Regions from separate parts of the Homo sapiens genome. Here all the other regions are linked to region 1. A link is a loop called in an ENCODE intact Hi-C map of the cell type or tissue named here. Cell type or tissue: PC-9. All regions are shown on one strand.

The links. A loop is a pair of places that touch in the nucleus more often than their neighbours do. Peaks named below come from ENCODE experiments on the same cell type or tissue, not always from the same donor. Only the 100,000 strongest peaks of a DNase experiment are listed, where the experiment ranks them.
Region 2: it touches region 1 in a loop (3-fold over the local background); 16 of 110 quality-filtered maps call a loop at or near these places.
Region 3: a loop joins it to region 1, with 2.9 times the contacts of the local background. A loop is called at or near these places in 61 of 110 quality-filtered maps.

Annotation. Positions count from the first base shown.
Region 1 is chr1:164,771,741-164,774,240 of GRCh38, reverse strand. The region is part of intron 2 of PBX1 (PBX homeobox 1); the gene reads right to left. All of the region lies in intron 1 of PBX1-AS1 (PBX1 antisense RNA 1), which reads left to right. Among named protein-coding and RNA genes, the nearest start is that of PBX1-AS1, 1.6 kb to the left of the region's middle. In PC-9, no CTCF peak of the experiment used is centred here; DNase peaks (open chromatin) are centred at 1,360 and 2,390; H3K4me3 peaks cover 808 bases; H3K27ac peaks cover 2,500 bases.
Region 2 is chr1:164,659,498-164,661,997 of GRCh38, reverse strand. The region is part of intron 2 of PBX1 (PBX homeobox 1); the gene reads right to left. Among named protein-coding and RNA genes, the nearest start is that of PBX1, 100 kb to the right of the region's middle. In PC-9, a CTCF peak has its summit at 1,400; a DNase peak (open chromatin) is centred at 1,597; H3K4me3 peaks cover 1,105 bases; H3K27ac peaks cover 2,500 bases.
Region 3 is chr1:164,557,744-164,560,243 of GRCh38, reverse strand. It overlaps PBX1 (PBX homeobox 1), which reads right to left and starts at 1,060. Exons shown (of 9, transcript NM_002585.4): 1 at 231-1,060. The coding sequence starts at 421. RefSeq lists an enhancer at 979-1,478. In PC-9, no CTCF peak of the experiment used is centred here; a DNase peak (open chromatin) is centred at 1,323; H3K4me3 peaks cover 1,918 bases; H3K27ac peaks cover 1,887 bases.

The DNA of each region.
Region 1 (2,500 bases):
TTTTTTGAAGCTTCCCAAAGAACCCTGTGCCTTGCTGAAAAAGAAAATTGTCTTATGTTAGGTTTATTTTTTTTTTATTCTGTCATTTATTTGTGAAGAACTTTCCTTAACATCCTATTCATAGCACCCCACTATGTAAAACAATTCAACAACTCATTAGCTTTCCCTTAAAGTAATCTTAGCCCCCTCTGAAGTTCCTCATCTATCTTGCCATCTATCCTTTTCTCTTACTCATATTTCTTAAAGATCAAAGAATTCAAAGTGGATATCACGTTAAAAAATTGCCTTCACTAACATGGGGAGTCGTAGAAAAATAGCTTCCTGGCTTTCTTAAGTTCTGGGCCTCTTGAGGCAGATCCACTGCGTTAACACTGCAAACACGCTTCCTTCTCTTCAGTCAAATCTCTCCCCAGCTAACTCTTCTAATACCAGCTTTCCAATGCCTTCCCAACACCCAATCCTTTCCAGTACACTTGGAGAGAGCAGAGACTCCAGGTGACATCATGAATCCCCTCTAGAGATGATCCATGGGTGAAGAGAGAGTCATGGCCCATGCAGTGTGGGGTACGGTTGAGGGCTCTGAAATGTGCCACAGGCCGCTCGTCCTACCAGTCCCAACCTATTCCTCACTAGCTTATCCCTTAAGACACATGTCCCCAAAACCACTCTCCACATTTAATCACAGCATAGAAGCCTGAAAGCAGTGATCTTTCACGCCATAGTCTTTGACAGGGAACTCTTAAGGCCAAAACTGCCAGACTCTCAAACAACTGATAAGTGCATAAACCTAATTTTCAAAACAATTTAATTGACTACAGTCTGATTGCTGGTACACATGAAGATATACCGTGTGTCAGCAGTGTTTGAAATAGGAATGCTGAGCTGAGTGTGAGTGGGTCACTCAATTCAGTCTATCAGGTTACGATCTGACAGTGGAAGGCAAGAGACAGCATATCAAGAAAAACTCTGTGTGTGTGTGTGTGTGTGTGTGTGTGTGCGCGTGTTACCTATATGCAAGAGCTGGAAAATAGAAAAGAGCTCTGATGAGTGACATGGAGCTGAAGATCCTTTGCGAGAACTTTAAATTCATTCCAAAATGCAACCAAAATAATTACAGTATTCAAAATTGTGCCACCAGTACAGAGGGCTGAGAACAACTGCTCTTAGTGGGACAAAGCCACAAAATGCAAGAAGGAACCAAAATCTACCAAGAATTACCTTGGAGATGAGTTAAGCTGATCTGGCCTTATGATAGTTCTGATAGCCAAGGAACAGGTCAGGGCTGGAGCCCAGAACTGGATATGGTCATATCTGAGAAATCAGACACTCAAGAGTAGGAGTCACCTCTCTGGGTCTGAGTCAGCAGGCACCTCCCGCCTCTGACAGGCCTAACCACTTATCATGAGCCAGGCATGCACTCAGGGTAGCCTAAATGCTAAGTACTGCCAGCAATGCTCAGACTCTTAGCCAGCCGTGGAGGTCTTCTCTGGGGCCACCCAACTATCCTTTCAGACCTCATTCTGATATCTCTGCCTGAAAAAGCACGCGGGGCAGCAATAGTCCCCAATCACTGTCCCTTTTAAGGTGTAAGGAGGACAGGGCAGGGGAGTGGGCTGTCCTAGTCCCTTTCAGGGGCTATACTCCAAGCCACAAGTCTGGTTTCTATTACAATTTTCCAAATTGATATGTGATCCTGGTGACAACAGTCACTCTCTGCACTGGAGTGTGTTAGCACCATCTGTAAAATGGGCCACTTGCCTTTCTTTTTCCAGACCAGTTGTGAGTTTTATAAACATACTCGTGGCAAAGCCCTCTCAAATTTATTTTCCTATGTGATATCTGATATGGCCCCATCAAACAAGCACACTTTTAGAGTGGCTTGTCAGAGTTGGTAAACGGTGTTGCACCTTTGGCTAGGATTTAAAATGCCTGAAAGGGGTTTAAACCACATGTTCTTTTAAAGATAGAGAAAATTTCACTGCTGTACCCCAAGATCTAACGGCAAAGAATTTTGGTGTAGTAAATCTGCTATATGTTATGCACTGTGATGGAAAGTATTTCATAATTACAAGGTGTTGTTGCTACAGGAATCTTTCTTTTGCATTTCCTGTCTGTAGCTAAAATGGATTTTGCAGCAGATCTTTGGATAAAAGCTATCAGGTGCTTTCCTGAGAAAGGATGAACAGACAAAGGACAGCTGGAATTCTTGGGGCAGGATTTTTTTCCCCCCTATTCTTGGGGTAGGGCCCACACTTGAATTCAGCTCTATCTTCCCTTACAAAGATCTCGGTTTCTACATTCCATTCTCCTTCCCTCATGTTTGCCCAGCCCCCCTTCCGGCCTGGAGGCCCAATCTCGATCTCAGACAGACAGGTCTGGCGGGGGCAGATGGGTAATTTTTCCTTTCAGCTTTAATGGCTGCTATTAACAATAAGTTGCCCTGCCCTACTAATGGCTCAACTTTCAGCTTTTTTCTGATTGCCTATGAGTAACACTGTGT
Region 2 (2,500 bases), 110 kb after region 1:
AATTGATTTGTTAGGATTTGGAAAGTACTCAAGAAGAAAACATTTAGGCAATTGATGCCCTCCATGAAAGTGTATTTTTAGGTCTTTAGTCCTTTTTTTCCTGTTTTTACTCTACAACCTATCCCTGCTTGAAAACATGAAATAAATTTTTAAAAAATTAAAAAGCTAGCACTACTTTTCTTTTAACTTCCAATGAGGTGATAACGCCTATGTACACATTAACTAATACCAAAAATAAAATTACAAAGGTCAATATAAGAAACTGGCTTATGGCTGGGCACAGTGGCTCACGCCTGTAATCCCAGCACTTTGGGAAGCCAAGGTGGGTGGATCACCTGAGGTCAGGGTTTCGAGATCAGCCTGGCCAACATGGTGAAACCCCGTCTCTACTAAAAATACAAAAATTTGCCAGGCATGGTGGTGGAGGCCTGTAATCCCAGCTACTCGGGAGGCTGAGGCAGGAGAATTGTTTGAACCCGGGAGGTGGAGGTTGCAGTGAGCCAAGATCATACCATTGCACTCCAGCCTGGGCGACAGAGTCAGACTCCATCTCAAAAAAAAAAAAAAAAAAAACTGGCTTACAGTGAAATTGCTGGTGATCCCTAGACCACAATATCAGGGCTTTCCCTGAGGATGTAGAGGCTTCTTTGACATGAACCATTGGTAATGTTATCCCTCATGCCAGATGGCATGTCCTTCAGACACACCCATGGGAGAGAGGCCCTCGGCTGGATTCATTCACAGGTGTTCAAAACATCAGTATTCCTTCCCCACCATTACTATAGATGCTGAAGAACTAAAGGATAAGAAATGCAAGGGTTCAATCTCTGAAGAATTCACAGTCAAATAAAGAAGAGTTGGTAGACAGAGAAAAACATAGTAAAAGTCTTCTCCTCTCAGCTGCTTCCAGTCTGTGTTTACTTAAATAAGGTGAACAGGCACACCAACAAGCAGTATGCTTGCCTTCAGATGTGATCAGCTGTTGGCTTCAGCTGTGATCAGCTGGCAATTCTCTGGGTTTCCTCCTGTACCAGAATAGTACAGGTATACATCAAGGTGCTTGGCTCCACCAGTAAGGTAGGTAACTTAGTGCTGAGCAGAATTTGTGAGGGGAGAGGATATGAATCCTAGAAAGAGAATTAGTAGTCTGAACAACTGATATGTTATTTGTAGGCACAGACCACAATCTATATTATTGTTAAAATGAAGAAGAAATAATATACTTTAAAAAAAATCATCCTATGTTTGGTTTTCTAACCTCAATGACTAGCAAAGGCACTGAAGAGCTGTAGTCAAGGATGATGTACATAAAAGCTGCTCTGTTCTGTCAACCAAGAAAAGCAAGCAATGGCAGCAGGCGTCAGTATAACCACTAAGTGTGACCTCTAGACAAAACCACTTCCTTCTCCCTCTGCTGATGTTACTACAACTGACTGTGGTTTTAATCTAGCTGATAGGGTGACAAGGAGCAAGTTAACATAAAAGGAATTTATGCAATGGCACAGGTCCTACACTTTATCCCAAGAGGAGGTCTGTAAAGTGTCCTTGATCTTTCGCCAGTCTTACCACACAGGTGTTTTGGGTCTCAGCACTGCCATGTCAGCTGCAGCTGAGACGCCTCAGCTCCCTGGCAGGTGCTTTTCAAACCCAGTGTAAGTTCCCCAAAGCTCCAGGCCCCAGCATGTCCCACATAGGCAAGGTCCCCAAAGGGCTCCATTCAAAGCCCAAACCCGTATTTCAGGTTTAGACAACATTCCCTTATATTTCAAAGCCAGGTGCAATCCTTCTCCAGTTTGCTTAAACCTTGTTTTCTACCAGAAATACTTGGCTCACTCAGAAAACCTTGTCCTTATCATCATCTACCCTGTAGAATATTGCCCCCAACCCCTCCTCATTTTCCTTTGGTGAGTAGTTTTAGAAACAGCATGTGATTTTTCCCTAACTTCTACCTGTCAAGGTTTTTGGTTGCAAACTACAGAAGTGGACTCTGGCTCACCTACCCAGGAAAGGAATTTATTGGACAGATAGGCAGTGCCTCTCAGAGTCAACAGGAAACCTGGAGAATCAAGCTCAGAAAAATAAGCACAGACAGCTGAGAATACAACCAAGGTGCTGCCAGAGGAAGCCTGTTAGGAGACAGACTCTGGTACTGCTGGCTTTGGGGACTTATCCCCACCACTGCCACCACCCTCGATTCTGCTGCTACCTCTGAGGCATCTGTAGTAATCCTGTCTCTCTGCTTAGCTCCCTCAAAACACAAGACTGGGCATGGCTGGCGTTCCAACTGGCCAAGCTTAGTGCTCTTGCTTAAGCTGCCAGGGAGAGGGAACAAGGGAGGATGTGTGAAGGGGGAGGCAGGTTCTGCAGCCACCCAAGCCAATGGAGGTGTCCACTCACATAGCAAAAAGATGTCCTTCCCAAACTCACCTGCTGCTTCCTCGGTACAAATCCCAACTTTCCCTTGCTCACTCAAAGAACTCCACTTGATTCAACAACCATT
Region 3 (2,500 bases), 210 kb after region 1:
ACACACACACAAATATGTACACAGCCACATCTCGGCATGGGCGATTACACTTTCGATAACAACGCTCCTTCAAATTTTACTCCTCCGCCATGTAGTTGCTTGTCAAAATGAGAAAAGAAATAACATTTTTCAAAAAAAGCGCTGTGGTGATTCGGTTCCCATTGTTTCCCCCTGCAAGAGGAAGAAAAACAAAAAACCCCAAGAAAGGAAAAGAAAAGCCTCCATCTCACCTGGCCTGCGCCTCATCCAAACTCTGGTCTGTGATGGTCATAATTTGCTGTAAAATGTCTCCAATGTCCTGCTTCCTCCCGCCCTCCCCCTCGGTCCCTCCGGCCCCATCCTGCAAGTGCTGGGACAGGCCGGGGTGTCCGGCCATCCCGACCCCAGCATGGGAATGCATCAGCCTGGGCTGCTCGTCCATCTCCAAAGGCTACGGCAGCCCCCGGCTCTTCCTCTTCTGCTCCTCGGCTCGGCTCCTGGGAAGCACCAAGGCTTTTTATCCTTCAAGCTTGTCTTCAAATCCTTTTCAGGATAAACAGGGAAGGGGGAAAAAAGAAGACCAAAAGAAAAAAAAAATCCCTTTGCCTCTTTAGAGGATGGTGGGAGGATGAGGAGGGGGAGGGGGAGGGGGCGTGAAGGGGTTGCGGGGTGAGGGTGGGGATAAGGGCTGGTGGGGAAGGGTGTTGACTCCAAAAAGCAAGAAAAATAAACCACCTTCCCACTTGGCGAAAAGAAATCAGAGCTGGCTTTAGGTTTTTCAGTCCGGTCTCCTTTGCAAGGCAGAAATGGGCTCCCGGCGCTTAAATCTGTGGCTTAATCCTTTTGCAAATATGCATTGATCGGGAGAAAGGAGAGGAAGGCAGGGGGATTGCAATGCAAACTTTCCCCCCCCACCCCCCGCTGCCCCCCACCCCCACTCCGGGCCAGAGTGATCTCAAAGGGGGTGGGCTGTTGCAAAAGCCAGATCTCCCCCAGCCGCGGCGGCAGGCAAAGCACAGGCTCTCTCCTCCTCCGTGTCTCTGCAAACTCCAGCAGCCCCGTCAGCCTCCTGCTTTTGTTTAGCTCAGGCTCAGGACTCCAGAAACATATACAGAAAAACCACAGCCTGAGAGGAGGAGGAGGAGGAGGAGAAGAAGGAGGAGGAGGACGAGAAGGAGGAGAGGGGAGGGGGCAAAGGGAAGGGGAGGGGGCGGGGAAGCCGGGAGGCTGGGGAGAGGAGGAGGGAGGAGGGCGCCTGGAGCTCCTCCCCGCTTCCCTGATTGGCCACCAGATAAAGGACCGGCCCCCTCCTCCCCTACTTTCCTCACGGCGCCTCCTCTCCAGCCTCCTTCAGCTCCTCCTCGCCCGGCGCCCTGTCAATCAGAGTTCAGAGGTGGGCCGGGAAGGAGGCCGAGCTAATAGCAAGTCTCCAGTCCTTAAAGGTGCAATGGTACTGTAGTTCCAGCTCACTTAGTTTCCACTTTCCCTGCTCGCCTTACTTAGGTTGCGTCCTTGAGGAAAATGTGGCTCCACTTAAATGCAAACATATAAAATTAACACGAAAGAACACAGACGGTGTGCGTCTTCCCGCCCACCCCTGCTTTTCTTTTGCTGTGGCATTGTCATTTAAAACTTGATTCTTTTAAATGCTTAGACCTCAGGGAAACTGCTGAGAGCACAAGTTTGTCAGCACGACGTAGTTATGAAACACAATCGAGCTGTTAATATAATTAATAAAGATCTCTAATAAGTGGCAGATGTAATAATAGATACATTTAAAAAAACAATTCTAGCACAGTAAAGGTGAAAAGAATACCAAACTGTGTCATTTTTGCTGCATGAAAACTAAATTATGGACTATGAAACTGAAAAATGCTCAAGAAAAAGAAAGATTAATAAATAAGTTCACCAAATGAAACTAATTCAACATTTCTCTCTCTTCCCCCGGGGGAAATTAGTTATTTGGCTTAAATACCTAATAAAGAAATGCATTATCACAGTCTAGTTCTAGTTTTTAATATAGTCTAATAAGCATTATTAACTGGGAAGAGAAGTGAACTGACATTTATTGAATGCCTACTATGCACCAAGTAATTTGCATGAGTTATTTTATTTAATCCCCAAGACATCTTTGTGAGTTATGGATTATTATTTCCATTTTACAGAGAGGGAACTCAGAAAGGTTAAATAATTTGTCCAAGGTCCACAGTTATTAAGTGTCAAAGCTGGAATTTAAACCCAAGTGTGACTCCCTCCAAAGGCCTAGTATTTCCACTGCACAATCTGCTTCAGTCTAACAGAAATGTGTGAATAGTGTTAAAAATTAGTTATGTGTCTATTGCCTGTCCAGTTTGAAAGGAAACTTGAGGTGCTTAAAAGGGTACATATTCCAACAAGACAACTCCAATTGAAAATGGGTAGGAAAAAATAAAAAATAAATACAATGGGATCAAGAAAAAAGCCAACAAAAGTCATAACTAAGGTCCAGTATCATAGCTCCAGACAGACACAAATTTGCTTC